4 separate regions of the Mus musculus genome follow, and all the other regions are linked to region 1. A link is a loop called in an ENCODE intact Hi-C map of the cell type or tissue named here. Cell type or tissue: heart. All regions are shown on one strand. Each heading gives the region's core, and the rest is flanking DNA. Links, peaks and the distances in the headings are about the cores only.

Evidence for each region. A loop is a pair of places that touch in the nucleus more often than their neighbours do. Peaks named below come from ENCODE experiments on the same cell type or tissue, not always from the same donor. Only the 100,000 strongest peaks of a DNase experiment are listed, where the experiment ranks them.
Region 2: a loop joins it to region 1, with 2.6 times the contacts of the local background. A loop is called at or near these places in 5 of 42 quality-filtered maps.
Region 3: a loop joins it to region 1, with 5 times the contacts of the local background. A loop is called at or near these places in 19 of 42 quality-filtered maps.
Region 4: a loop joins it to region 1, with 4 times the contacts of the local background. A loop is called at or near these places in 40 of 42 quality-filtered maps.

The regions. Positions count from the first base shown.
Region 1 is chr6:72,436,087-72,443,691 of GRCm38, forward strand. Mat2a (methionine adenosyltransferase II, alpha) reads right to left here and starts at 3,470. Exons shown (of 9, transcript NM_145569.5): 1 at 3,260-3,470; 2 at 1,285-1,362; 3 at 909-1,031; 4 at 331-443; 5 at 111-254. The coding sequence starts at 3,350. It overlaps Particl (promoter of Mat2a antisense radiation induced circulating long non-coding RNA), which reads left to right and starts at 2,597. Exons shown (of 1, transcript NR_046011.1): 1 at 2,597-4,529. In heart, for the core only: CTCF peaks have their summits at 3,845 and 4,060; DNase peaks (open chromatin) are centred at 3,035, 3,645 and 4,811; H3K4me3 peaks cover 3,783 bases; H3K27ac peaks cover 3,138 bases.
Region 2 is chr6:72,489,461-72,497,065 of GRCm38, forward strand. No RefSeq gene overlaps it. Among named protein-coding and RNA genes, the nearest start is that of Sh2d6, 27 kb to the right of the region's middle. In heart, for the core only: no CTCF peak of the experiment used is centred there; DNase peaks (open chromatin) are centred at 1,911 and 3,621; H3K27ac peaks cover 26 bases.
Region 3 is chr6:72,509,153-72,516,757 of GRCm38, forward strand. Sh2d6 (SH2 domain containing 6) reads right to left here. Exons shown (of 12, transcript NM_001374030.1): 7 at 7,390-7,420; 8 at 7,237-7,261; 9 at 6,769-6,827; 10 at 6,390-6,473; 11 at 6,074-6,232; 12 at 4,489-4,889. The coding sequence ends at 4,773. Among named protein-coding and RNA genes, the nearest start is that of Sh2d6, 7.1 kb to the right of the region's middle. In heart, for the core only: a CTCF peak has its summit at 1,742; DNase peaks (open chromatin) are centred at 1,689 and 3,639; H3K4me3 peaks cover 987 bases; H3K27ac peaks cover 3,591 bases.
Region 4 is chr6:72,530,088-72,537,692 of GRCm38, forward strand. It overlaps a transcript of Sh2d6 not described here. Among named protein-coding and RNA genes, the nearest start is that of Sh2d6, 14 kb to the left of the region's middle. In heart, for the core only: CTCF peaks have their summits at 4,202 (motif pointing left) and 5,266 (motif pointing right); DNase peaks (open chromatin) are centred at 3,684, 4,114 and 5,274; H3K4me3 peaks cover 473 bases; H3K27ac peaks cover 872 bases.

The DNA of each region.
Region 1 (7,605 bases), core at 831-5,830:
CATAAGTTCAAATATAGCAGAAAAGACAAGGATTCTCCCTAGTCAGCTATAATTAACTTGGGAATTTTAATGTAATTTGAGAGAAATGTAGGTTTAAGATCACTACTTACTTGAGTTTTAGAATCTGGGCGTAACCAAGGCAATGTACCATTGCGGCGTAGTTCAGCCAATTTGGCATTTAGCTTGTGTGCTAAGACAATGGTTAAAGGCATACACTCTTCAGTTTCATCAGTGGCATAACCAAACATCAAACCCTAAAAATATGGAGAAGTGGTCAATAAAAGTGTCAGAATTTAACATTTAAAAGGATCCTAATAAACATCGTAATACCTGGTCTCCTGCACCAATATCTTCCTCATTCCGGTCAAGATGAACACCTTGGGCAATATCTGGTGACTGTTGTTCCAAGGCAACCAACACATTACAAGTCTTGTAGTCAAACCCTATAAAACAAGGTGTTCCAGTAACCTTCCTTTTATCTCCAAAATGTTAACAGTAGTGCTGTGCTGCTAGAAAGCTGGACATGCCAAAGCCAAGTGGTCAAGCACTTCTTTAAAAGACCATATTCACATAATTCACTTACTGCCCCCTCTATGGTTTGGAATAAGGTCTCTAACTTGGCTGACTTCAAACTACAACTAAGCAAGCAGCCAACTCCTGCTTTGACACCCAGAAGTTGAGTTTACATCATCATGTCTGGTCACACTATTGATGAGAATCTGTCACTTTATTTGTAGGATAGGAGACTGCTTTTACACTATGTGTCACATTTTAGAGGATATGGTGTAACTATGTAGAGTCAAGGATTACTAGGAACATTCCAGAAGTCTCTCCCACTAGCATCATTTTTGCAGATTCTGTATCTGCAAAAATGAGTTCACAGGGGGAAAAAAATCTTTAAAACATACCTTTGGAAGAGTCATCATATCCAATGTGCTTTATGGCTTCACGAACCACTTTCTGGTAATCAATGGCAGCTCTGGATGTAATTTCCCCAGCAAGAAGAATCATTCCAGTTTTAGCAACAGTTTCTAATAAAACAAAGTTTTATACTTAAAATATTAAGGGGGGGGTTTTTGCTGAGGAACTCAATCATGTTATATAAGCTGTATCACTGGGCTTGGCTTCATGTTCTGTTTTTCAGATAAGGTCTTAGTAAATTACTCACATAGGCATTTAACTTGCTACCAGCCTCAACCTCCCAAGTAGCTGGTATTACCTATACCACAAAACTTTGCTTCAAACGCCTTTTTTGCCATTCATAAACAAGTGCTCTGTACCTACCACAAGCCACTTTAGCATCAGGGTCTTGTTGAAGGTGTGCATCAAGGACAGCATCACTGATTTGGTCACAAATCTTATCTGGAAAATAAAAGTTCCTGGTTCAACTTAACTATTACTACTAACCCTATCTCATCATGTAACTAGCAGTTTATGTGCAACCCAAGAAGCAAATATAGCTATGAATTTGTAGGTGACAGAAGCTTGATGTAAAGTTATAGTAGTATTTGCAAGGTGAGAGGGAGAATCTCCAGTCTTTTGTTTTTGAAGACATGTTTCTCTGTGCAGCTCTGGCGGTCCTAGAACTTGCTCTGTAAACCAGGCTGGCCTTGAACTCAAGAGATCCACCTGCCTCTGCCCTTCAGATTAATCAAAGTCAAAATGATTTATTTTGATATCTCAAAGCCTACCATAGGAAATAACCTCACAGTGTATTTTAGAGACAACTGTTCTTTTTATCCCCCACATTTAAAATGTTACAAACCTACTAAAGAGCCAACTGTCAGGTCATTAACTTCTTAAAACAGTCCATTTCCCCTATTATTAGACAATAGGGAAATGAGATTTTTTTTTTAACCATGAAAATAAATTTAACAGAAGAAACACCAGCAAACAAAAAATGCAGTAATTTTTTTTTTTTTGAGACAGGGTTATAGCCCTGGCTGTCCTGGAACTCAGAAAAATCCACCTGCCTCTGCCTTCGGCTCCAGGAAACTTTCAAGTGTGCTCTAAGCCATATCCAATTTCTCCTTGATTCATCAATTTAGAAAATGGCAGTATCCTGGTCTGGAATGTTTGTGGTATTGAGACAGGGTCTTACACGTGGCCCAGGCTGACAAACTAAACTGCTTCCATACTTTAAACGCTGGGATTGTAGTAGTTAGTGTACCACTGTGCTTGGCTCTATGTTCCTTGATTTTTGTTACTACCCCAAAATGTGTATTGCAGCCACAGAACCTTAAGATGGAATCTAATGGCTGTACTAAGGAGTGATTCAATAGATATGGAGATACTCCTTTCCTTGAGGGGAGTGTGGGAGGAGCCACAGCAACACTTGTCTTTCAACCATCACTCATCAAGATGCTCCTCACAAGCCATGTAATAATATTGCTGTGGACCCCCTGCGAACGGAAACAGCTCAAACTGAATATTAGTATTTACTAAATGGTTATGTTCCATCTGAAACCCAAAGTCCATATAATAGATTCATTATAACCGATCTCATCATGGCGGTTCAGTGGACAAAGCCTTAAGGAAACATGAAATAAATCCTCCTTTAGTTGTAGGAAAAAGACCAAAGGGAAGACTTTAAAACGAAACCTAACGCGATGGGAGTATACACTTAATTCATGCACTTCATCCTTTTCAAGCACACTCTAAATAAGGGATGCCTTCTCTAATTCGCGCTATATTTAGTCAGTGGCAGTCTGTCACCTTGAAGGCTAAAGGGCATGTCTACCCATGCTCTTAAGCGTTTTCCAGGGGCCGGAAGTCAGGGATATTAGAGATGGGACCTTCGGAGACACCAGCCCCCACTTCCAAACTAGGGGTCGGGTGGGTAGAGGCCGCCAGCTCCGCTTCGCCCCAATTCCACATGCGGCGAACACGTGGTAGCCGCTGCAATGCGGGGCGCGCGCTCCCGGCGGCCGGACGCGAGCACGCGGGGCGGGGTCGCCCACTTGAGGTTTTTCCAGGCGACGGGACTAAAGAGGAGGAAGCAGTGCCCTCCCCGCGCCGATCTCAAAACTGCCTCGAGCCCCCGCCCTTCTCGATTTCTGGAACCTTCCGCATGCCGGGGCGCGCCGCCGGATGAGGAGCGGAGAAAGGGGGAGGGGAGCGGGGCCGCACATTGCAAACTCGCGGCGCCACGAGGGAAGCGCGCGGCCGCTGCCATGCCCACCGCCGCCGGAGACGGCCTCGACCACCCCCAGCGCCACTGCCCTCCGCCCTTCCCTCCTCCGAGTCCCCGTCGGCTCACCTGGGTGACCTTCCCCTACAGACTCGGAAGTGAAGAGGAACGTCCCCTCCTCAATGAACGCCTCGTGGAAGCCGTTGAGCTGCCCGTTCATGGCGGCGGCGGTGAGAGAGGGCGACTCTGAGGAGACTGAGAGGCGGCGAGGCGGAGGGCTGCGGAAGACACAGAGGGAGGATCGCTTCAGCTCTCGGCAGGCTGGAGACTCGGAGCGAACGGAGCGGCGGGCGAAGCGGCCCAGTATTTATAGAGCAGGGGGTCGCGCGCGCCCGGCTCGGGCTCCGCCCCTCGGCGTCGCGCGCCAATGCGCCGCGGGCGGGCGGATGGGGGTTGGCAGGGAGGTCCGCCGAGCCGAGCTCCGGCTGAACCATTCTACCGATGGGGGGGGCGAGCAGAGCTAACCGGGCCTCCTGCCAGTAGTTAGTCATCTTGATGGCGTGGGTTAAATGGAGATGTAAGTGAGTAGACTTGGGGTTTACGCCCATCCCCACGTTGATTGCTGGAGAAGAGAGGATTTGGATTTGAAGGACGGCCTCCCCTGTACGAGGGTATGGTACATCCCTCCGACCGTTGCCCACGGAGGTCTGCCGGCGCGCGCGCCTCCCAGCGGCGGCCGTGGCGGTGGCGGCCGTTTTGTGCTGTGGCTCTCGCCGAGGGTCTTTCCTGCCACCACCACCCTCCATTCGCCACCTCGTGCACCAGCGCCGGGTGGCCCTCTGCCATGTGAAGGTGGCCATGTTGACTGGCCAGCGGAGGCTAATAGGCACTGCCCTTATCCATCCTACACGGTTCCCTCCGGGGAACGAGAGATTGTGAGGGGTTCTAGCCCTACCGTTAGTCATGCCTCGAGTAACTGCTCTGGGGAAAATGGCTGTAAAGCCAACTAGCAGGAATGCTGTATTGTTTTTCCGAACAATTGCCACTTGCCGGCGGCCTCCCCTCCCCCCTCGCCGAGCCTCGTGGACCCCCGTAGTCTGAGACGGTACTAGATTCTTTTCTATCCTAAATCTGACTTTGCATGGCTTGGTTTTCCATGCTTCCTAGGAAGAAATGGACGTTCCAATCTGTTCGAGAGAATATGAATGCTTCTTTCGTGTGTGTAGGGGAGGGCGCTATTCAAGCCTTCAAATGTGCTTCAGATGAGCTTGTCAAGGTCAAATGGCCTCGATTTTATGACACTTTCTCTTTTAAACTTTTGCAGTTGTCTCAGTTTTGCTCATGAAATGAATTAACAGACGGGGAAAAAAAGGGAAATAAAACTCCATACAGACAAAGAGTGGAGTCTGGAGCTAATTGCATGCAGAGACCCTCTATGAGGCCAGTGTCACACAACTGTTGGGTCCAGTCTTAGGGCAGGCCAGGAGCCTGGTGGCTTTTGAGAACCAGTGTTTGTCAAGAACATCGGGTTTTATGATGCTAGGGAACAGCCTGCTCCTAGCATAAGATGCACTTGACTGTGAGGCTGAATGACAACCTCCGGCTGCCAGCTGCCTTGCCTCAGAAAATTAGGTACACTATGAAAAGCAAGGGGCATTTCCCTCTAGGGTGTGTGCCAGTGCAAAGGTGGGAGTTTGAGAAAGGCACTGTGGGAAACAAAGGAAGCTCTTAGACTGTGCTATGCTAGGAACAAAGAAGATAAGGGACACACACAGGCTCATCTCCATGTCGGAAACCACATCGTTGCAGGCAGCCTGACAGTATTTTGTTCTTGTTCGTTGGGTTTATTTTTAAAACTAGCCCTTCATGAGAAAATAGTAAAGACTTTCATAATTTTTACTTGTTTTAGGGGCTAGAGAGATGGCTCAGCCATTAAGAGTACCTCACAATGAGTAATAAAATTGCCAGACAGACCAAAATGCCTGTGTAGACCGGTCAGTGCATTACCTTCCAGCAGAAAAATCTATATAGAAGCCAGAATATAATTAAAAGGTTATTTTATTAATAGAGAGGGAGGAGGTTAAATTCAATGATTAGTTCATTAAATTCTGACACCCCTTTGCTCTCAGCTCCACAGCTGGTTTCATCCTGCCAAGAGAATTAAACTCAGTTATACATCATTACCTCTCTTGCTCATAGGGACTGCAATTCGTGGCTTTGGGTCACGCTTCTGCTGTTACCTAACAGAATAAGCAACCTCCATACCTCTGTCTTCAGCCTGTAAAGTTGGGATAATAGTAGGAAAAATTTCCAAGAAATCTTTTGCACGGTGTCTAACATATAACAGGAACCACTAAAGTAGTGAATTGTCATTTTACAGGTGTCCATTTGCTGGTGGGACAAAGGCTAAAATTCTCTACTTATCCTGCTGTGGTTGCTTCTTGAGACCAGGTCTCACTCTGTAGCCTGTGTTGATCTGGAACTCACTGTGTAGCCCAAACTGGCCTTGAATTCATGAAAAGCCTTCCCTGTTTCAGCCTCTAGAGAGCTAAAGATTTCAGGAGTATTCCACCAGACCTGGCTAGTCTCGCATGCTCTCATTAAAGGGTAGAGTATGCTGTTACTATTATTTCACACCGTATCTCAGAACAGTCCCCTCCACCTTCTACTCTGGATCTCTTTGACTAATGGTTCAAGTCATTCATTGATCCGCATCAAAACAAGTACATATTTTCACTGATTTATATTACTCACATTGTCCTTAGCCGGGCGTGGTGGCACACGCCTTTAATCCCAGCACTCAGGAGGCAGAGGCAGGCGGATTTCTGAGTTCGAGGCCAGCCTGGTCTACAGAGTGAGTTCCAGGACAGCCAGGGCTATACAGAGAAACCCTGTCTCAAAAAACCAAAACCAAAACAACAACAAAAAACAAACATTGCCCTTTCTTTCTGTAAATATTTAGGATACCAACTGTAAGGCTGGCAGGAATCGATATGGTGACAGGCCTGGTTCTCTTCCTACTCCAAGACTCTTAAGATTGATGGCACCTGGCACACACTATCCTTTCCTCTGCAGCTCAGCTACCACTTCCTAGATGAAACCTTTACCGCCAGAGGTTTTCTCAGGGTTCAGTTCTTTTCTCTCCTGCTCCTAAGTGCTGTTTGCAATGACAGGTTTGAAGATTAGTTGATGAATATCTCCAATTCCCGGGTTGGTCCATAAGGACCATGAATAAGGTGGTGTGCTTTCCTGCAGCTTTGCTCTCAATGCACGGAAGATGCTGAAGAGTGTTCAAGAGGGAGAAAAGAAGGAAAGAACCAGGCAGTGGTGGCGCATACCTTTAATCCCAGCATTTGGGAGGCAGAGGCAGGTGGATTTCTGAGTTCGAGCCCAGCCTGGTCTACAAAGTGAGTTCCAGGACAGCCAGAGCTATACAGAGAAACAAAACAAAACAAAACAAAAACAAAGAAAAAGAAGAAGAAGAAGGAAAGAAACAGGAGGGAAAGTAAGTGGACATTATGAAGGACTCAAGAAACAAGTAGGGAGCCGGGTGTGGTAGCACCCGCCTTTAATCCCAGCACTCGGGAGGCAGAGGCAGGTGGATTTCTGAGTTCGAGGCCAGCCTGGTCTACAGAGTGAGTTCCAGGACAGCCTGGGCTCCACAGAGAAACCCTGTCGGAAAAAAAGAAAGAAAGAAAGAAAGAAAGAAAGAAAGAAAGAAAGAAAGAAAGAAAGAAAGAAAGAAAGAAGTAGGGAAATGAGCCTTGGAGATCCAACAAGACCAATAAAAAGAGGTCCTGCATTGGCTTTGTGACAGACTTCTTAATAAAATTGAGAGCTCTTTACTAATGAGAGGCACATGGCCATCCTGTTCTGGAGGGAGGATGAGATTTCTGATTTCATGATTAGTGCCCTGAGGGTAAAATAAACCAGAAGTTATTGATTTAAGCCATATTTAGCATTAACGAGATGTGTTGGATTTGAACTGTTATAAGGCACATAAGGAACTCTTTTCACTGAAGTCTCCAGAATTCTGAACCCAGAGAATCTTCATGTAGCTGTGAGATCTATGAATGCTTTCAAAGACAGGACTAAAAAAGCTGGTCTGCATTACACAGTCAGCACATAAGACAGCTCTAGGTCTTATGAGCCTTTTTTTTTAAGGTCTTATGAGTCTTATTGGAAGTTCAAGGAGAGAGTTCTGGCAAGTGAGAGAAGAGATATGCATGGCAAATGTATGCCATTGAGCTGGCACTGTGGCACAGGCCTGTCCCAGCACTCTATGGCTGAAACTGGAAGATTGGCTCAGGTTCAAGCCTAACCACTGACAGAGAACAAGAGTGTCTGAATTAGGGCTCTATAGGGAAAAGAACTGAAAGAATGAATATATACATATATAATATGAATTATGTATAATATACTCTGTAATATATAATAAAAGTGGAATTTGTTAGAGTGGCTTATAGGCTGTGGTC
Region 2 (7,605 bases), core at 1,342-6,341, 54 kb after region 1:
AATTGTATTAGATCCATGTAAAAGGGCTAGGTCATATGTAGTGGGATAAATCTCACTTGGCCATAGATTTAACCAAAAGCAGCACTCAATGTCAGCAAAGAAGCAATGTCTATACAAAAAATCTAAGAAAAAGAACAACCCAATACTTTCTAATCCAGTTTTCCCTTTAACTTTAAAGACACCCTGGCCTGGTGGCTCATGCCTTTAATAGCAGCACTGATAAGCCCAGGCAAGCAGGTCTCAGTGAATTCAAGGCCAGCCTGATTGACACACACAACTAGATCTAGGGCAGCCAGTACTATATAGTAAGAGCCTGTCAAAGGTAAGTACATAAATAAGGACACTTGCATCACAGGATATGTGGAAGCATGTGAGAGTTAGTAACACCTATAAAGAAGACTGTTTGACAATGAAGGATCAGTAGGAAGATGACTCCAAAACAGGAATAAGACATCATGGGAGAAGACAATGATGAACACCAGGTTTAGAACATCCCACCAAACAGCTGCGGGGACTGTAATCCAAGCAGTGAAGTGACTCTTGTAAACCTTTCCTGTATAGCAATGGCAGGGCCAGCACAGTCAGGAGGGGAAGAGAAGGACTGGGGACAGGACAGCTCGTGGTTCTTGGCTAGAACTCAACAGTTATGTCTCACATTGAAATGCATTGGATTCATTCTGCTTGGATTGTTTTTGTTTGTTTGTTTAGTTTTGCTATTATTTGGTCATGTAGCTCAATTGGGCACCCTACTCTCTCTATAGTGAACCCTGAATCCTGGATCTTCCTGCCTCATCCTCTGAAAGATTAGGGTGATAAGCGTGCTCCCCCATACCCAGCAGGAAGTTGTACTTCTTTTTTTCTTCTTTCTCTCTCTCTCTCTCTCTCTCTCCCTCCCTCCCTCCCTCCCTCCCCCCTCCCTGTCTTTCTCTCTCTCTCTCTCTCTCTCTCTCTCTCTCTCTCTCTTTCTTTCTTTCTTGACAGGATTTCTCTGTGTAGCCCTGGCTGTCCTGAATCTCACTCTGTAGACCAGGCTGGCCTCGAACTCAGAAATCTACCTGCCTCTGCCTCCCAAGTGCTGGGATTACAGGCGTGCGCCACCACTGCCCAGGGAAGTTGTACTTCTTGTTCAGAAACAGTCTCTGAAGTTCAAAAGTTGCTGTGTTGCTGAATCTCCTCCTCCTTCTTCCTCTTCCTCCTCCCTCTTCCTTCTTCCTCTTCCTTCTTCCTCCTCCCTCTTCCTCTTGTTGGTGTGTATATCTGTACCATGTGGGTGCCTGGTGTTCTTAGAGGTTAGAAAAGGGCATCAAGCTGGGCGGTGGTGGCGCACACCTTTGATCCCAGCACTTGGGAGGCAGAGGCAAGCGGATTTCTGAGTTCGAGGCCAGCTTGGTTTACAAAGTGAGTTCCAGGTCAGCTAGAGCTACACACAGAAACCCTGTCTTGAAAAACTTAAAAAAAAAAAAAAAAAAAAAGAAAAGAAAAGGAAAGAAAAGAAAAGAAAAGAAAAGAAAAGAAAAGAAAAGAAAAGAAAAGAAAAGAAAAGAAAAGGGCATCAGATCCCCTGGAACTGGAATTACAAATGGTTGTGAGCCACCATGTAGGTTCTGGGAATCGAACCTAAGGCCTCTGTAAGAGCAGACAGAGCTCTTAAGCACTGAGCCATCTCTGCAGCCTCCAGCTTTTCTTTTTCTTTTTCTTGTTTAATGCCATTTTGTCTTTGTGTTTGTTTTAACACTGGCTTCATCCTGTGGTTCATGCTGTCTTCAAACTCTGTTCTAAATGTGTGCTGCGAGCCAGGCTTTTATCACTTCCTTGAGAGAGATTTCTAACAACGGATGTGCCAAAGGGAATGGACATTTTGCAGATGTTTTTACATATTGACAAGTTCCCCTTAGAAAGGCCCAGAAAGTTCACACCAACAGCTCTCTAAAGTTCTTATCTCTCCACATCCTCACAGTCACTGGATATTGTCCCAAGTCACATGAACTCTGAACTCTCACCTCAGATCCCTGTTCTCTCAATGACTTCGAATGTGTGGGATGGGCAGAGGGTAGCTGCTGATGCAGCTCTGAGGGCTTTTACTTTTTTAAGTAATTATTTTATGTATATGGGTGTTTGCCTGCCTGTAACTTCCATTTGAAGAGAGTAAAAGGACCCTCATCATCTCAGGTGTGGGGCAGCTCATCTTGCTTTGAGCTTCAGGGGCACTGGAAGCACGACTTTCCAGCACTCACTGAATCACCATGCAACTAGTGGGGTTGGGATGTGTGTTGTTTGTTTGTTTGTTTGTTTGTTTGTTTGTTTGTTTTTTGCTTGGTTTTGTTCTGAGCCAGGGTTTCACACTCTAGCCAAGGTTACACTATGTAAACCAGGTTGTTCTGGAACTCACAGCAAGTCTCCTGACTCAACCTCCTAAGTGCTGGGATTTCAAATTTGGGCCACAGAGCCCCCAATCTGCCACAGTCTTCATAAACCTCCCCCTGTGTCTCTAGACAGACTCAAGCTTACCTTGTAGTTTTGTCCTACAATTCACATCTTTCCAAGATATGTATATTTTAAAATATATTTGTTTATTTATTTATGTGTGTGTGTGAGTCTGTGTGTGAGCTTGTGTATCATGACACACGTGGTCAGAAGACAGCTTGAGGTAGTCATTTCTATGAGCTCAGGTCATCAAGCTTGGTGGCAAGTGCCTTTACATACTGAGTCATCTTACCAGCCCAATTGAGATATATTTTTAATGGTACCATAGTCTGTTAATGATTAAATATTAAATGATTGTCAACTACCAGTTAGAAAGGCCATGCTCAGGAAAATAAGTGAAACAAATCCTGAGAATAGAGAGAGAAGGACCTCTTATTCACTGTAGGATCACAACTAGGCCAGCCCCTGTGGAAGTCTGTATGAAGAGTCCTTTAAAAATTAAAAAGAATTTCCAGGCACGGTGGGCATATGCCTTCAGTTCCAGCACTTGGGAGACAGAGGCAGTAGGATCTCTGTGAGTTTGAGGCTAGCCTGGTCTACATATGGAGAGAGTTCCAGTACAGCCAGGGCTACAAAGAGAAACCCTGTCTCAAAAACCAAAACCAAACCAAACAAAATTAAATTAAATAATTAAGATTAGCCAGGTATTTAAAAATTATCTATGACCTTAAGTTCTTAGCATGGGATTATATATGCCTAAAATCCCAGTACTTGGGAGTTGGAAGCAGGGGATCAGGGGTTCAAGACCATCCCTGATTATATTTGACCCTGTCTCAGGAAGCCAGACAAAAAGGCCTGGGGAGATGGCTCAGTTGGTAAAGTGGATGCCATAAAAGCTTGAGGACCTAAATTTAGATTCTCAATATCCATGTGAAAAGCCAGACAAGCAAGTGTCCGTAATCCCAGTACTGGGCAGATGGAGACAGGAAGATCGTGGGATTTGCTGGCCAGGCAATCTGTGAAAAGCAGTGACCTTGAGGTTCAGTGAGAGACTCTGTCTCAAAAACTAAGGTAGAGAGCAGCTAAGAAGACACAGTCTTCCTCTCTGGCCTCTGCTCTCCACCTCTGGTCTCTGCACGCACTCGTACCCAACAGAATGGTATTATGTAACAAGTGCAAGAACTGTGTTATCGTCATCTTCATACACTGTGCGCTGGCAAGTGCTTATCTCAGAAGCCGCTATTTAACAACCTCAGCAGCTGCACACAGGCTGAAATGCTACATTCTCCGGATTCCTTTCTATCTAGATGTGTCCTATGATTACCTTTGGGACATTAAAATAAAAGTAGGACTTCCTGAACCTATCCTTAGTATAGAAAGGAAATTCCCTCCTCACTTCTGATCTTTTCCATCTGCCTGGAATTTAAATATGACATCAGTAGCTTGGAAAGACACCTTGAGCCTTGGGAATCTTTTTACCGCCACATGTGTGCACACTGTGGCACGCCCCCCCCCCCATCAGTAAATTACACAATCACCAGCCCCCGAATAGAACATTTCAGTTTTTTCCCTTTTAGGCGTGGCCCACCATAACCTTGATGATTTTAGCACTCAGTAAGCGCATTAGTTATTTTTCTGTTCCTGTGATAAACCATGATCAAGTCACCTCATAGGAGAACGAACGGGTTTGTTTGGGCTTATGTTCTAGAGAGCTAGAGCCCTAGACAGCAGCCAGTGCTGGAGCAGCAGCTCTGGGCTCACATCTTCAGGTACAGATAGAAAGAAATCAGCCTGGCTCCAGTCTTTTAGCTCTCAAACCTACCTCCAGTGTCAGGCATCCTCCAACAAGGCCACACCTCCGAAGCCTTCCACACCTCCCAAAGAGCACCTTGGGACCAAGGGACATTTCTCATCCAAACCATCACAATTGTATTTATGTGCAGTACCTCCTAAATCCTGAGATGTCTAGCTTAGCTTGAGGCAGGTCAGAAAGGCAGAAAATTAAGGACACAGGAGAAGGAAATGACAGGAGGGGAAAAGGCACTTCACCCTGATACCTGGCTAGCTTATCCCTCTGGAAGAATCAGGAAATTTCGCACACCACTGGTAAAGCCAAAGTTGCCTGCAGAGGCAGGGTTTTCCTAAAAGACACCTGAAAGAGGGGCGGTGAGAAGGCTCAGCAGGGAAAGGGGCTTGCTGCCTCCCTCAGTTTGTTCCTGGACCCCACACGGTAGAAAGAGAGAACTGGGTCCCACAAGTCGTCTTCTGACTTTGACACATGTGCCCTAGCATGTGCATGAACATACCTACACATGAACACAATCAATCAATCAATCAATCAATCAATGTTTAAAAAAAAAAGACATCTGAAACAAAGAGGGCAAAGGCAATAAAAAAACCCTACAGTAAAAAGTGATCCTTGACCTTGAGTTTGAACATTCTCATCTTCCCACTAAGTCTAGATAATGCCCTTGTAAACTCACTCTACCACTAAGTTTACAAAAGAAGGCTCTTTAACCTTTAATTACACCTCTGAGCAATGTAACTCAGAAACCACAGGATGATGCAGCAAGCCACTGTAAGAACATAAGGAGAAAAGCTCCTCTGAGGAGCCCATGCCCGTACCTGGGGATGTCTTCAATTCCTGAGCCTCTTTCTCTTACTCTCAGCTTAAAAAATACATTATAATCTCTTAATAAACTCCAATACTGCCTTACACTGGCTTGTTCTGAATCTTTTCTACAGCAACACCAATAACACCGTTCTTGCCTGAGTGGAAGTCTGTCCCTAACGCCAATAACCCCGTTCTTGCCTGAGTGGAAGTCTGTCCCTAAACGAGAAGAGAACTCCCTGGCTGTGCTGGCAACAGTGTGAGGCTGTGTCTCCATGCCTGTCACTGCTGATAGCCTTACTCTCCGGTGACCTCAGGCCAAGAACAGTACTTTGTGACATCATTTTACCACATATCCCCCAAACATTCATTTCTCTGTCCCTTTAACATCCACTTTGGTCTGGTTTTATTTTCTAATTACTATTATTTATATTTTATTGGTTGTGTAAAGTTCAAATTTTTCTATGGGGAAGGTAGGATGTAGATTAAAAGTAAAAAAAGAAAAAGAAAGAAAAGAAAGAAATCAGTTTGCAAGCCAGTTATGATGGCATACATCTGTAACTCCAACACTTGGGAGACCAAGGCAGCAGGTCAAATTCAAGATCAACCTGGCTATAGTAGATCTTGTGACATCCCTCACAGGAATGAAGTCAATTTACACCTGAAAGAGTAAGCCAATAGAACTGTCAATCTAAGCAGGCAGGGAATATTGGTAACAAGACAAGCTAATTGGTAAACAATATTGGTAAACAAGTCAAGCTAATTGGTAGAGAGCTTGTCTCATTTGTACAAGACCCTATGTTCAATTCTCCATATTGGGGGTAAATATCAAGCAGAAAAGTGGCACTGGTAACATCCTTTGGACCTGGGGATGTATCTTAGTAGAATGCTTACTTAGCATCCATGAGGCCCCAGGTTTGATAGCTAGCACTGAATAAAGCCAGCAGTGGTGTATGAGCCACAAGAAAACCTGTCAAAAAAGCAAAGGGGAGGGAGGAAGAAGAAGGGGATGCCCAGGCAGGTATCTTCCTGGTGACATGATTCAGATCATGACACAACCCAACCCACACATTCAAAGGAAATCTGACTTTGATAAATGGGTGTGGCGGATACTTGTACGAAGGATGGGAAAGGTATAGAGAAAAGAAAAAGGATTAACCGCCGAGGTTACCAGGAATCAAAAGGAACAGAGACGTGGGACCTGAGTGAGAAGCCTGTTATCCAGAGATGCTGAGTCACCATTGGGCCCTGGTGACACACACCATTAATCCCAGCACTTGGGAGGCAGAGGCAGACTGATCTTTGTGAGTTCAAAGCCTGCCTGGTCTATAAAGCGAGTTCCAGGACAGCCAAGATTACACAGAGAAACCCTGTCTGGGAGTGCAGGTTGGGTGGGGGTGGGTAAGCGATGAGCCAGAGAGCTATGTAGCTAACATTCTTTCCATTTCAAACTATAGGAGAGAACTCTAGGAGCTTAACTGAAAAGGGGGAAACTGCTAGAAAAGCGGGGTTCAACTAGTAAAAAACATACATAGAATGCATGAAGCCAAATTTGTGGGTTCAATCCCCAGTACCCCACTGTCTTAGGGTTCCATTGCTGTGAAGAGACACCATGACCAGGCAACTCTTATAAAAGAAACCATTGAACTGTGGCTGGCTTTCAATGTCACAGGTTCGGTCCATGATCATCATGGTGGGAAGCTTAGCAGCGTGCAGGCAGACATGATGCTAGAAGAGAGAGTTCTACATCTTGATCTGAAGGAAGCCAGGAGGAGACTTCATTCAGCAGGCAGCCAGGAGGAGGCTCCCTTCTGCACTGGGTGGAGCTTGAGCATAGGACTTCAACCCCCCCATCCCCTCCCCCAAGTGATGCACTTCCTCCAACAAGGCCAATAGTGCCAATTGGCACCTCCTAATAGTGCCAATTCCTGTGAGCCAAGCATACTCATAAACTGGAGATGGTGGCACTGAGGTCTAGCCAGAGGTACATGAGACCCTATTGTCTCTGGTATCTATGGGGGACTTTTCTTTACTTCTGTGTTTGCTTTAAGTTTTATTTGTATATTTTTGGAAGGGGTGTGCATGTACCAGAGCATATGCTTGGAGGTTCGTTATCACTTTGCACCAGGGATTGAACTCAGGTCATTACCCTTGGTGACAAGTATCTTTACCCACTAAGCTACCCCATAGTCCACTGCAGAACTGTTGGGTAGAATACACCAACTCAGGGATTTTGTTTGTTTGTTTTTTGGTTGGTTGGGTTGTTGTTGTTGTTTCCTCTTTGCTGGGAATCGAACTCAGAGCTTTGCCCATGCTACCACTGAGTTCCAGACCCTGGCTCTTAATATGAAAAGTAAAGATGGTTTTTCACAGACTACCAACTTCACCTCGTGTCCCTCAACTTTCTAACCATCCAAATGGGCTGCATTCCCTTTCCTGCAGAACTCTTTTTAATCTCTAGACTTAGTAAAAGGCAGGCTTGTCATTTGCCTGGTTTTCTGTGTGCTTATTGCTAATTCAGCCCCACTCCCTCCAGCTCCCCAGAGTGCTATACATCGCTCAGTATGTTC
Region 3 (7,605 bases), core at 1,340-6,339, 74 kb after region 1:
CTCCTTTCAATAGATAGATAAATGTGTATTAATGGAAATCTGTAGCTCACATCTGGGAGGGCATTAAGGAAAAAGCACCATGTAGACCGGGGTGGTCTTGAACTCTCTGAAGTTTACCTGCCTTCTGATTCCCAAGTGTGTGTGTGTGTCTGTGTCTGTGTGTGTGTGTCTCTGTGTGTGTGTCTGTGTATGTTGTCTTATCAGAAAAAGAATGACAGTAGCCAGTAGAAACAATAATTATGATATATCTACCTAAAGTTTTCATGGGCCACAGAGAGAGATGATCACAACCAGGCTTTGCCTATTTATAGCTATAATTATTACTAGGTATTAATCATTTGGCTGATAGCATGTATCAGCTTATTTTACACACACACACACACACACACACACACACACACACACACACACACACATATATAGTTAAACATAATTAAATATTACTTTTTTTCCTTCTCACACCAACCCTAAACAGGCATTCACTGTATTCTTTTTTGTTTTGTTTTGTTTTTCAAGACGGGGTTTCTCTGTGTAGGCCTGGCTGTCCTGGAACTCACTTTGTAGACCAGACTGGCCTCAAACTCAGAAATCCGTCTTCCTCTGCCTCCTGAGTGCTGGGATTAAAGGTGTGCACCACCATGCCCGGCTCTGTTTTCTTTTTCTTTTTTTCACTCTTCTTTTGTTTATTTTTTGAAACACAATTTTCCTGTGTAGCCTGGTTGTCTTGCTACTTGCCCTGTAGACCAGGCTGGCCTCAAACTCAAAGATCTGCCTGCCTCTGCCTCCCCAGTGCTGGGATTAAAGGTGTTGCTCCACTGCTGTCTCTCTCTTCTTTTTAATACCCCTCCACACACACCACCATAAAGCTGAGGCTGGCCACAAACTCAAGCTCTTCCTACCTCTACCTCTTGAGCTCCTGAATCATAGGCATGGGTCAGCACACACAGCTTCACTGACTGTTTTCAAAGAGGAGGGCTGGAGCTGCAGCTCAGTGGTGCAGTGCTTATCTAAGCATGTACCAGGCCCTGGGTTGGCTTCTCATCGATGCATGGCAAAGAAACAAATAAAGCCAACATAACCCAGACTCTAATTGGGAAATCTCTGCATGCCTGTAATCTCAACTGCTTGGGAGGCCCAGGCAGGGGAATGGCAAATTCAAGCTTAGTATGGGCAGAATAACAAGAATCATCGCAGCAAAAACAGCTCTCAGTGTTAGATGCCTGTTTAGCATATACAAGCCCCTGGGTTTGATTCCTAGAATAAGCAAGGAGGGAGGGGAGGCAGGGGGTGACCGAGGTCAGGGCTACACAGAGGATGCATGGCTCAGCCACACTTGGACTCTTCTGTACACGTTCCTCTCAGGTCAGCTGCAAGCCTGGATGGTTAACTTAGATCACACTGGGAACCCAGCAGATGTGTTATGGCCTGGGCCATGGCTTTCACATCCTCCCCAGCCGCATACTTCCTGGGCTCACCTAGTCTTTCAGGTCCTCAGTAACAAACCATTTGGTATCTGTCACGCACAGTATCTCTCAAGGACTTGTTCTCTCAGCAGATGACCCTGCCTGGAATTTTCTAGTCTGGCCTGTTCACCTCAGGAAACGTGGTTGAGTGCTTGGCAGGGTCGGCAGTGGAAAGTCAAAGGCTTCCGTCTCCATGGAATTACAGAAATACCCGAAGCCTCCCACTCTCCCTGCATCTGTGCTGGCTCACTGATCTCTGCTGTAGGAAACTGGAGGAGTGCTCCCCCTGTGTCCTCTAATGCTCATACCCTCCATGCTCACACTCCTTACCAGGCCTCCCAGGTTCCTCCAGGCCTGCCCCTGCCATTTTTATTCCTTCACATTTAGAAAGGCAAAAAGCCTGGAAAGATGGGATGGTTGCCAGCCAGCTATAACTGTACACATTCATCTACTCAAAAGGAATTAACTACTGGCTAGTGACGTAGCTCAGTTGGTAGGGTGCTTGCCCAACATTTATGAAGCCCTATGCTTGGTCCCCAGTGTGGAACAAACTGGCCATGGTGACCCATGTCTATTATCTCAATGCTCAAAAGGTGGAGTCAGATGAGTCAGGAGTTCAAGGTCATCCTTAGCTGCACAGCAAGTTTGATGCCAACCTGGGCAACATGAAACCTTGTCTCAAAACGAAACCAAAACCTCAAAGTGTAATAAAACTGTTGTCTTTGAATTTAAAAAAAAAAAAAAAATAGAGCTTTAAGACAATCTTGGCTTGAACTTGCATGTTAAAATGAGTCCATATTGTCAGCTTTGAGGAACTTGGGATAGAATGAATTTTTCAACACTTGTCACCAACTGTCTTCATTGTCCTGACTATCTGATATGGGGATGACAGGTTGGTTCTGGGTGGGTGAAAGGTAAGTAGCAGGGACCAAGGCTAGGAGGAGGGAGAGGAAGGTGGGGAAGGCCAGAATGGGTTGGGTCCCAGGGAGAGAAGACATCTGGATACACATCTGTCAGCTAAGGAGGTGCTAAGCCAGTTCTGGGCCTTGCTCTTTTCTCTTTCAGTGTCTTTCTACGGTGGGAGGAGGCCGCAGCATGTGGAGGTCAGAGGCTAACATAGCCAAGATGGTTCTCTTCTTCCACCCTGTGTCAGCCTTGGCAGGAAACTGACCCACACACTGAACCAACCACCTTGATGGCCTGCTGTCCTAAGGATCATGCTCATTTCTGCCATGGGGGCTCTAATAATTAGGTACTGCCCACACTACCTGGACAGTTTCCCTGATTCTTGCAGGAACAATGAATGAAAGTTACCTCTTTTTTTTTTTTTTTCTTTTGTAATATGTATTGGGGGTTTGTTCTGAGACTGTTTGTACGCAGTTCTAAGTGGACTGGAACTCACTATATAAACCAGGCTAGCTAAGAACTACCTATCTCCTGCCCCAGCATGAAGTACCTTTGCAGCCAATAACAAAAGCGCTCTTAGTTTACCGATAAGGGAGTTCAGAACTCATTTAAAAGGCCTGAAAAGGCTTTTCTGTCTTCAAAGCAGATGAGGGCACCCCAAAGTGCCAGTGGCCCACATCCTAAGTCCGTAGGTGCCTGGAGAAATGGTAGGAGAGAGAGGCCATTTCCACTGCTTGAGCCTAGAAGTGGCCTGGGGTAAAAAGAAATGCTAGGCTAACAGGCCTGGCAGGCAGCAGAGAGTCCCTACCCTCCGCAGGCTGAGATCCCCCCACTCCTGCAACACTGGGCAGGTGCTGTCCATGATCAGACTCCTGGCTTGAGCCTGCATCCTGCTGGGCTTTATCAGTAGCAGTTAATTGACCCGAATTCTGGGCTGGTGTAAGAGAAGGGAGCCAGAGTGTGGCTCATGATGCGCCTCTTACGCAGGAAGGCCCTCACTTAAGCCTCCTAACCGGAGGTCGATGATTGGGCAGGGACAATTATCTTCCCATCTATTACAGCTCAGGGAGGGTAATCTGCCGGAGGGTGATGACGAACGGAGGCGACAGTGCACGCTCCCGCAGCCCACGTGGCCCGCCCCACCCCCTTCCTCGCCAGCAGATCCCTAGGCCCTGGCTTCCGCCCCGGACATCCCACAAGCCTCCAGGTCACGCCAGACTCTAGGTTCCCCAGGAGACGGTCCAGAGGTATTGGGGTGCAGCATGGCACCAGTGGGAACCGTGCCCTCCGTGCCAGCCCCCATGCCAGGCAGCCCCTGAGCTGCCCTTTGTTTCCCGGCCGCTGGAGACTTCTGCGGAGTCATGGTCACGTGGTGCTTCCGGCACGGGGTGTTCCAGGCTCCACGCCAGGGCCCGGAGACACCCCCGCCCTGGGCCAGCCTGTGGGTTGCTGGCTGCCAGCCCAACCCGGAGCCCCTTATTCCCGCTGGGCCCACGTCCTGCCAGGCAGCTCAGCTTTGGGTCGCAGAGCCTCTACCATCCACTGGCCCAGGCTCCCAGCGCCTTTATTCATCCTCTAGGCTTTCATCCAGACTGTCTCCTGGGGTCCTTCCTATAACGCTATAAAGCTAGACATCAAATGCTTACCATCAGCCTCTCTCTCCTCCAGAAACCTTGAGCCTCCTCCCCCCTTCCTTGCCCACGACCAGCAAGCATGAACAAAGGTCAGTTTATTGGCCTGGCCCTTCTCCTTGGCAAAGAATTTAGAAGAATTTAGAAGAACAAAAGCCCGAACCCTTTCCTCTGCAGTTTAGCCTACGAAATAGACCCACACAGCGACATTACTCCATTCCTCTCAGGAAGTATAAGGCCTTCTGGGGAAGGCCGCTATTCTCAGCATACTCTAGAATCCCTCCCCTATGCTGTAGGGATAGCTCAGGGACTATACAACCATTATTGCTCTTCCCAGCACCTACTTTTGGAAACTTACACCTCCTGACCCCCTCGTTCCAGCTCCAGAGTATCCGATGAGTCTGTCCTCTGTGGACATAGGCACTCCCATGCACGTGATCACACACAGTTGTACCTACTATAATACTCAAAAAGGTGTGTGTGCGGTATTAAGAGAGAATTCAGTCAGTAAATGTTTATTGAAAGTATACTGTGTGCTGGGAACCTAGTTCCTCCCAGAAGATGCAAACCACACACAAGAAGTCAGTCTAAGGAGAGGCAGTGTCTCTGAGGAAGCCAGCCTCCCAGGTGGCCATCTTCATGCCTCTCAGTTTGAACCTGCAGAGCTTTTGGGGTGGAGGAAGGCAGGGAAAAGAAAACAGCCTAAAGTGGGAGAGAAAGTGAATGGGGCACACATCACGTGCCTGAGGGGGATCTGTGTGCTGCTGTTTCTTCAGGGCTTGGTGGGGAAGCGCAGGTAGGTGAGTCCCCGGTTGCCACTGTGTCCGTCCACAAGGGGCAGGGGGTGCTTCGTGTAATGCTGAACCATGGCGGCCACAGAGGAGAAGAGCTGGATAAGGCAGGCAGGGCATCTGTGGGTCCCTTAGGCTTCAGTCTGCCAACAACTTTCTAAGGCAACTGTAGGGCCTGGCAGGGGAGCTGGCTGGCATTTTTCTAGATATTTTTTCTTCCCCCCACGCTATGAGACTGAAACGCCGCTCTGCTGTCTGGTTGTGAGCCTGCCACTGCACCAGCATGCTATGCTATTGGCCAGCCTCGGGCTTCCAGAGCTGGGCGAGAACTGCTTTAGGCCTGGTCCTTGGCTGTGGCCTCTCTCAATGGAAGCTGAGTGGTGGGCAACTGTCTAGGTCTGAAGCCAGTTGCTGGGGAGAAAGGTCCTTGGAGATTTCTGCCCTCCTCTCAGATGGTCTCATTGCCCTCACCTTGACCCTATGAAGACTGAACCATGGCACACGGAAGTCCTTCCCAGAAAAGATAGGCCTCTTTTCACAGTGCCAGATGTCTGGGAAGATGTTCCGGCCTCTGGCTACACACACACACACACACACATACACACACACACACACACACACACAGCTTTATTTTGTTTTTAAACACGGTCTCACTGCGTAGTTCCAGCTGGTCTAGAACTAAAGAGATCCATCTGCTTCTAGCTCCCAAGGAGTAGGATTGAAGGTGAGTACCACCATGCCTAGCTACCTTGTTTATTAGGATTTTTCTTTTAATTTTTTTTTTTAAATAGGTACGAGTGTCTTACCTACACGGATATATGTGCATCTCATGCATGTGTGCTTACAGAGGCCAGAGAGGGCGCTAAGACCCTCAGAACTGGGGCTATAGACAAGTGTGCCGGCCATGTGGGTACGGGGAACCCCAGTTCAAACCAGTGAGTGCCATCTCTCCAGTCCCAACCTTGTCTTCTGAGACAAGGCCTCTCACTGACTTGGATACCTGTTTCTCAACCTCCCAGCCCAAGATTATAAATAAACCTGAGCCACCTCTCCTGCCTTACTTTACCCCCTGAGGCTCTGGGGGTAAAACTCAGACCTTCATATTGCAAGGCAGGCACTTAGAGACAGAACTACCTCAGAGGCATTTCTGTTCAAGCCAGGGTGAGGGAGGGAAGCAATCGGTGTCCCCCACCCCCCGAAAACACACATGCTCCAGGCAAGGCCCAGGGTGCTGCTCTTTGACCCACCTCGGTGATTGGCCCATGACTCATCCGGTACCCACCTCCTCATGATTCCTGCCCTCCCGACCCAGGGCATAGTGGTGCCCACCGTCCAGTTGCCGGATGGGAATGTTGAAGACACGGCCTCTGAGGAGTACTGCCAAAGTGAAGGGCTGGGAACTGTGAGGCCCAGAGCTGAGGCGCACCGTGTAGGCCCCATCCTGTGGAGGAGACCCCAGCCATGAACTTCATCTTAGTTGCCTAAGGCCAGCTGACTAATTATGTGAAGCGCCTCCCCCGCCCTTACTGCCAGCCTCATCAGGCATGGGCAGAGACTAGAGGACTTTCAGAGAAGGCCAAGAGTTGACAGATGCCCACCTTTTGGAAGTGAAGCAGGGCTCTCTCAACAGACTGACGGTCACAGTTTCCAGAGTACCAAGGCTGACCCAGCAGACTACCATTCTGTACAATACACAGAGCTACTCAAAGAGACACCCAAGTGCTGAGCTGCTCATGGCGAGCAGAGAACCCTGGGGTACAGTTATTTGTGTTTCCATCTGCCAGCCCCAGCCTGAGTCCTACAGGCCAAACCAAGTAGTGTCTGTGCCTGGGGTGCAGCACGGGGACGGGGGAGCTGCACACCCGGTTAAGTGCACACGCGTGTTCCTCATGGGGGTGTAAAGGCCCCAGGATTAGGAGGGCTCCTGGGCAAGGACTCTGCTTCCCACAGACATCTCCCACATCTGCCCCAGCTCACCTCAGCAACAGAGCTACTCAGAGCAGGGGCTATGGAGGAAGCAGACAGCCTCCTTCCTGCTGAAAGAAGCAGAGAAGAAGGCTGGAACCAGGAAGGGGATGGGTAAGAAGGCTTCATGGGGGACTACTGCAGCAGAGGGTGCCAGCATGTTTGAAACCTAACATTGGCCATTCTGTGCACCTTGTCTTCCCAGGCCTGACACTCAGGGAGGACCTACCAGACAGGCCTTGCCTGATTTCCAAGTGAGAACTGATCTTGGGACACATACTGGCTGCTTTTCGAGTTAGTGCAGACCCTGGGAAAGGCCCAAGAGGGTCCTCTCAGGCCTGATCAGGCAGAAGTCATAGCTGCATGGACCCCTTTGGTGAAGTAAACAGAACCTGAGGACCTGGGGGGGGAGGATCTGTTGCCAGAGGGAGTAAGATCCTAGCAGAGCAGACCCATGGAGATGAAGCGGTGTGTACTTACCTTTCAACGCACCATCCATAGCTCCCTGGGACACAGGAAGTCTGGTCAGATGAGAACTGGCCTTCCAGGCCGCTGCCCAAAACCTGAAGTCCCACCCTAGGCCTCCCTCCCACCCCTCTGGGCTCTCTTCTTCCTTGACCACTAGCCTCTTACATTCCGAGCCTCCTGGTAACCAGCCACTGACCTACAAAGAATAAATTGGGGAGCAGAGCTCAGAGGATTTTTTTTTTTTGTTCTGTCTTCTTTCTTTCTTTCTTCCTTCCTTCCTTCCTTCCTCCCTTCCTTCCTTCCTTCCTTTCTTTTTTTAAGATTTATTTTATATATGTGAGTACACTGTCACTGTCTCCAGACACACCAGAAGAGGGCATT
Region 4 (7,605 bases), core at 1,345-6,344, 95 kb after region 1:
GCAGTCAGTGCTCTTAACCACTGAGCCACTTCTCCAGTCCCTACTATAAGTTATAAAAGGATTTATTTGGGGGATGGAGCAGTAGTGAAGAAGACTTGCTGCTCTTTCACAGGACCCAGGTTCTGTTCCCAACACCTACATTGGCAGCTCACAACCATCTATGACTACAGTTCCAGGAGGCCCAGCACCCTCTTCTGACCTCTTTCCGGTACTGCACACATACACTTACATACATGTAGATGAAACACTCATACATATAAAACAAATCTTTAGGAAGATTTATGCATGCATGTTTGTGTATGGCTGTGTGTGTGAACATGTTGTAGCTGCCTTTGGAGGCATCCTGGATTTCCTGGAACTGGAGTTACAGGCTGTTTTGAGTCACTCAGTGTAAGTGTTGAAAGCTGAACCCAGGTCCCTGCAGGAGCAACAATTAATTCATTTGAACTGCCAAACCAGCTTAGAGATGTTTCGTATGGTGGTGGTGGTAGTGGTGGGTGGTGGGTTTTTTTGTTTTGTTTTGTTTTGTATTATTTTATTTTGTTTTGTTTGAGACAGGGTCTTTCCCTTAACTTGGGGCTTACTAATAGCAGCTAGGCTAGTGAGCCATCTAACTCAGGGAGCCTTGAGAAAAGACAATCTTAAGACAGAGGGGAAAACAGAGGGGGATGGAGCATAAAGCCCTGGGTTTGATTCCCAGCATCGTATAAAATCAAGCCTATAAGGACAAAGTTATTCTTAGCTATATAATGAGTTTTAGGCCAGCCTTGGCTACATGAGACTTTGTCTCAAACAAAACAAAGCTGTAAGAGAATAGGGTGTGGCATGGTAGTGTACACTGTAATTGACACTTGGTAAGTAGAGGCAGGAGGATCAGGAATTCCAGGCCAGCCTGGGTACATGGAAAGTTGAAGCCAGCCAAGTCTATAAGAGAATGTCTCAACTCTCCTAGACTTTCTCTAAATGAGAAAAAAAGGAGGAAGCCTCTTATATACATACATCCCACTGTTTAAAAACGTTGGTGGAACTAGGCCCATGGCTTAGTGGTTAAGAGCACACCCTGCCTGTCCTTCCAAAGGACCTGAGATGGATTCCAAGTACCCACGTCAGGCAGCTCCTGTAACTCTGGCTGCAGAGAGATCTGACAGCTCTGGCCTCTGCAGCCACTGCACATACCCCACCACCACCTACTTACACTTTAAAAGAACACAAATAAATCTTTTTTTTTTAGTGGTTTTTTTATGCCATTCTTTTTTTTTTTTTTTTAGATTTATTTATTTATTTATTACATGTAAGTACACTGTAGCTGTCTTCAGACACTCCAGAAGAGGGAGTCAGATCTCGTTACGGATGGTTGTGAGCCACCATGTGGTTGCTGGGATTTGAACTCCGGACCTTCGGAAGAGCAGTCGGGTGCTCTTACCCACTGAGCCATCTCACCAGCCCCCAAATAAATCTTTTAAAAAAAAAAAAAATCTTGGGCCAATGAGTAAAGGCGCTGACAATCCAGGTTGGGTCTCCAGGACCCAAGGAGAGAACTGGCTTCAGCAAGTTGCCCTCTGACCTCTGACCTCCACATGCATGTGCCGAGACACACAGAGACATGGTTTTTTTTTGTTTGTTTGTTTTGTTTTTGTTTTTGTTTTTGTTTTTGTTTTGTTTTTGAGACAGGGTTTCTCTGTATATCCCTGGCTGTCCTGGAACTCACTTTGTAGGCCAGGCTAGCCTCGAACTCAGAAATCTGCCTGCCTCTGCCTCCCAAGTGCTGGGATTAAAGGTGTGCACCACCACTGCCGGCTTACTGTTTTTAGTCTTTTTTTAAAAGGCCCCATGTCTTTTCAAATGAATGGCCTTCCCTGCCAGAGCCCAGCACTCCTGCCTCCACTTCAGCTCTTTTTCTGGGACCATTCATTCTTAGAATACTGCTGTTTTTGTTTGTTTGTTTGGGCTCTGTGTGTGTGTGTTTCTGTGTGTGTGTGTGTGTGTCTGTGTGTGTGGCTTTGGTTTGAGGTGTGTGTGTGTGTGTGTGTGTGTGTGTGTGTGTATGTGTGTGGCTGTGTTTGAATCAGAGTCTCGGGGCAGGAGAGGCACCTTAGCGGTTATGAGCACAGGCTGCTTTCCCAGAGGACCTGCGTTCAATTTCTCAACACCCACATGTTGGCTTATAATTATCTGTAATGCCAATTCCAAGGTGTCTAACATCGTCTTCTGGCCTCCTTAGGCACCAGACACACATAGTGGTATACACACACACACACACACACACACACACACACAAAGAAAGAAAGTCTCATGTAGCCCAAGCTGGCCTTAATTATTCAATCCTCTTGCCTCTGCCTCTCGTGTGTTTTGATCACCATGCTGGGGTCACTGTGTCTTTTTTCTCTCCCAGCTTGGTCCCCTGGTCCAGACTTTGCTCAGACAGGAGAAGGCCCAGTATTCAGGAAGCCAGGGTGAGGCTGGAGGGTGGTGGAGCAAAGTCACCTTACCTGGGGCTGCCCACTGGCCATTCTTTCCCTGGGATGCTCTGTCTTGTCCTCTCTTCCTTCGGGCCACAGCTCAGAAGAACTTCCTTCAGCAGCCCCCCAACCCCTACGCTCAAGGCTTCCATGGTAATTAAGCTCACAGGCTTGTTCCAGAGCTAGACTGTACCGCCTCCAGGGTGCTGAAGTAAGCTCTATAAATGGCAGCCCTGGTTTCTGTAGGGTTCACAGCCAAACCCTACACCTAGCACCTAGCTCACAACTTGGCACATGGCAGGCTCCTGGCTGTTATCTCCTGTAAGGCATAGCTAGTGGTTACTCACTCTATGGAAAGCCCTCAGCTCTGCAAGCCTTGGTCTCCCTGGAAGGCCCATATCTTGGTACTCTCCTGCCCATCACCGACCACTAGGCCTATAGGGAAGGTACCATGTCCTGTCTGCCGTTCCATTTACCTGCGGACAACAGTCCCCTTGGTAAACACAGAAAACTGAAGACTGTCTTCTCCAGATTACTTTAACCAACCTTTCTCACTCCCCGGTATCCCCCTCTCCTGTTTATCTTCGGGGGGGGGATGCTATTATTCTCCCCCACCCCACTTTCCAGGCACTACACAGCCCTCCCCTCCCCCATTGCCCCACAGATGTCAAATAATCCTTCTTAGGAGTCTGTCTGCAGTTCAATACCTGTCAGCTGGGCATCTCATTCCAGCCTCCTTGTTCTTTGTTTTCTCTCTCTCTCTCTCTCTCTCTCTCTCTCTCTCTCTCTCTCTCTCTCTCTCCTCTCTCTCTCTCTCTCTCTCTGTGTGTGTGTGTGCACATGCATGCATGCATAAGCAGGCATGCCTACCTTCTAGTACTGGGATTACAAGTGTGATCTACTTCACCTGGCTTTTAAACACAGTTTCTGGGGCTGGAACTCCTTTCTTCATGTTTTCACAGCAAGTACTCTTACCATGTAAGCTATTTCCATAGCCCTGTTACAGCTTTATCATTGAGACAAATCCCCTTGAGAGGAGGCTCCATTGAGTTGAGGCTCCAGTCTGAAGTCTGCAAGGGACCGGCTGTGTGTTTAGGGGAAGGAAAGTTCTGAGTGATGGACAACAGTAAGACCAGGAAGCTGGAGCTTCAGATGGGAAAGGCCTCAGGATGTGCTCAGGGTCTGGGTCAGCAGCTGTTGCTTTTCTGGTTAATGGGAAAGGTATGTGGATTCCCTGTTTCTTGGGCACAGGCCAAGGTTGTGCTGAAGTCCCTTGGAATAGTCTCTGAAAATATTAGACATACCCCTTGCAGATTTCCTGTGCTGAGTATGGTGGACTGGAGTGGGGACAGGAATAGAAATAGGCTCTCTTTCTCTCTCTCTGTCTCTCTCTGTGTCTCTCTGTCTCTGTCTCTATCTCTATCTCTCTCTCTGTTACTCCCTCCCTCCCTCCTTCCCTCCCTCCCTCCCTCCCTCCCCTAAGTAATAGGGTAATGGGAGAGAAATTCCCAAACCATACTGACCTGACTTTCTCCCCTTCTCCTTACGAGACCCCAGACACAGTGGGTCAAGGATGCTTCTCCAACCCACATCCTTCCTCCACAGGCATGGAGGGTCCTGAAATCACTCTGCCACAGATGAACACAGATGCTGGGCCTCGGGCCAAAGCCCACAGTCCCCTTGCTTGTTTCCATGCCCATTTGAGAGGCATTCTATAGGAGAGGGTGTCCCCTGGTGGTGACAAGAAGAATGACAGCCTGAAGCTCAATTCCTAGGAGAGCGGGGGCTGACATCTGAACCTGGAGGCCTTCATTATTAAGAGGCCTTCATTATTAAGAATGCAAATAAAGGAAAGTCCCTTAAAGGGGGAAATCTCACTCCCATCATGTTCCTGGTAATCACCTAACAACACTGCCCCGTGGATTTAACTGAACCCGATTGTACTGAGAATTTTGGAATATTGGTTTCTTAAAAAAAAAAAAACAAAAAACACAGAAATATTATAAGCATATGTTTTTGTTTTAATCCCAGGTGTGGGCTATGAGACTGCTTCACAGCTGGCTATGATTTGCCTCCTGCTCTAGCAGAGGCGTGGTTTTGCCAGCTGCAATAGTTTCTGCAATTGTGTGACCTGTGGGATTTTTCAGAGGGTTTATAAATGCTAGCACCCTACTCGGTGGGTGGTTGTTGGTCGTTCAGGAAGTTTGGTTGCTGTTTGCTAGTAGTCATGCTCAAAGAAGAAATAAACGGAAAGAAATTAGATTCAAGGATTTCTCCCTCTTTCTCTCTCCCTTCTAGCCTTCTTTCTCTCCTATCTAGTGATTGGGAGTGAAACTGGGCTGGGGGTGGAGGGGGAGATAAAGGGTGGGAAAAAGAACCCATAAAGTAGGTAAAGGCCAGCTACACCCGAAAGGTTGGATATTCAGAAAGCAAACAGCCATTGTCAAATGACTTTTGGCACCTGAAAATCACACAGGTCTTTATGATTCAGGAATTAGGTGCTTAGCTCTATCAAAATGCAGAAGCTTGCATTCCAATAAGACTTCTGGGGGGGGGGGGGGACTAGAGAGGTGGGGAGGGTGGCTCATGGGTTAAGAATACTTGTTGCTCTTGCAGAGGACCCAAGTTCAATTCTTATATCATAGTTCACAACCGTCCATAACTCCATTTCTAGATCCAACACCCTCTTCTTACTTCCCTGGTCAACAAGTATATATATGGTGCCCATAGATATGCAAACAAAACACTCACATAAATGTTCTTAACAAAAAAGAGCGCCCAGACCTGCTTCCACAGCATCCCGCTAGGTGGCGCCCCTGCCCAAAGTCGTAGCTTCCGGGAATCCAGGAAATACAGCTCGCTGAGGAATGCCTTCTTGTACCAAATGATAAATGTCTTCCTCCAAACCTAAAGAAAACGTCTCTCCAGCTAAGCGTGATAATCCCAATACTTGGGAGACAGAGATGAGTTCAGAGTTCTAATTTCATTTTTTCCCCCATAGACAGGGTTTCTCTGTGTAGCCCTGGCTGTCCTGGAACTCAAACTGGCCTCAAACTCAGAAATTGCCTCCCAAATGCTGGGATTAAAGACGTGTGCCATCACTGCCTGGTTAAGTTCAATTTTGTAAAAGTTGAATATTACTTGTCACTCCTAAGATGCTGTAGCTGCGCGCGCGCGCACACACACACAGGCGCGCGCACACACCATCCCCCGGCCCATGCCTTCTCCCTCCTCCTCCTTCCTGCGACAGGGTCTCTTTATCCCCTGGAGGCCTTGAGTTCAGATGCTCCAGAGTGCTGAGACTTCAGGCGTGTACCACACCTGGCTGAATTCATAACATAATGAAACTTGTTCTTCTCTCATGAATTTACAATTATAAAATGAAGGAAATACATAAAATGGAGCGAAGATAGACTACACTAGTCAAATAATAGATTCCTGGATTCCTTTTCTTTTTAAACAGTGTTTTATGTCAGGCTGGCCTCAAACTCACTACATTATCAAAGGTGACCTTGGATCTCCTGGTGCTTCTGCCTCCGACCCCCAAGTTCTGGGATTGCAGGCATGTCCCACCATGCCTGGGTTGTGCTTCCTGAGTTTGACTCCCTAGAGCCATCTGGCTGAAGAAGGATTAATTCCAATAGGTGTCCCCTGACCTCTACATAGACAGGTGCCACAGTATGCGTGTGTGGACCTGTGCCTATGCATACACACTCACACAAACACATAAATGTGATACACACAGAGATGCTGGGGAGGTGGCTTAATGGGTAATGCACCTATGTACAAGTATGAAGACCTGAGTTTGGATCCCCAGAATTCATATAAAGCAGATGTGGCCAGATATGATGGCACATGCCTTGCACACGCCTTTAATCCCGACACTTGGGAGGCAGAGGCAGGCAGGTCTCTGTGAGTTTGAGGCCAGCCTGCACTACAAAGTTCCAGGACAGCAGGGTTATAAAGAGAAACCGTCTCAAAAAAAAAAAAAAAAAAAAAAAAAAGGCTAGGTGTGGTAACAGGTGTGATTCTACTGTTCCTTCAAGCGAGATGAGAGGCAGAGACAAGGGAGATCTGGAAGGATGAGCCAGCTAGTGTGGCATAGGCACGGCTGAGGTGAGCATACTGCTGCAAGGTCAGCCTGAATTACATAAAGTTCAGGCTAGCCTGGGCTGCAGAGTGAGGCCCTGTCCAAAGAAACAACCAAGAAAGAAAGTGACCAGGACCAGTGACCTATATATGAAACATTTCAGTGGTTAAAAACGAAATGAAGAGCTGGGAGTGGTGGCGCATGCCTTTAATCCCAGCACTTTGGAGGTAGAGGCAGGTGGATCTCTGTGAGTTCGAAGCCAGCCTGGTCTACAGAGTGATTTCCAGTCAAGCCTGGACTGGTACAGAGAAAATCTCTGTCTTGAAAAACCAAAGAGGTGGAGGAGGAGGAAAAGAAGAAGAAATATAAAAAACCTAAAGGAATACTTAAAAAAAAAAAAAAGGAGATGTTTTATTGTTAAGTATATGTAGTCTGGGAGTGCACATGGAGGCCGGAAGAGGGTGTAATCACCCAGGAGCTGGACTTACAAGCTGGTCCTCTAGAAGAGCAGCGAGTGCTCTAACAGCTGAGCCATCTCCAGTCCACTAATGCTTTGTCAAGAGCATTTTATTTTGATAATGCTTTTGACTTAATTTGGGACACTTTTAGAAGGCTCCTTCATTTTTTTTTCCTTTCCCCCTTCCCCCCTCCCCCCCTTCCCCCCTTCTTCCCTTCCCTTCCCTTCCCTTCCCTTCCCTTCCCTTCCCTTCCCTTCCCTTCCCTTCCCTTCCCTTCCCTTCCCTTCTTTTCAAGACAGGGTTTCTCTGTGTAGCCCTGGCTGTCCTGGAACTCACTCTGTAGATTATGAAATCTTTCAAGAATTTAGAACTACAATATCTGCTTGATTCATCCTTCGGCCTATTCCACCCCCAGGTGGTATTGGGGATTGACCCAGGTGAGAATTCAGCCACCCCATCTGATCGCTCTCAAGCCCAGGATGAAAGGCCAAATGAGATGCCTATTTAACAGAGGCAGGCAGATTTCTGAGTTTGAGGCCAGCCTGGTCTACAAAGTGATTTCCAGAACAGCCAGGGCTATACAGAGAAACCCTGTCTC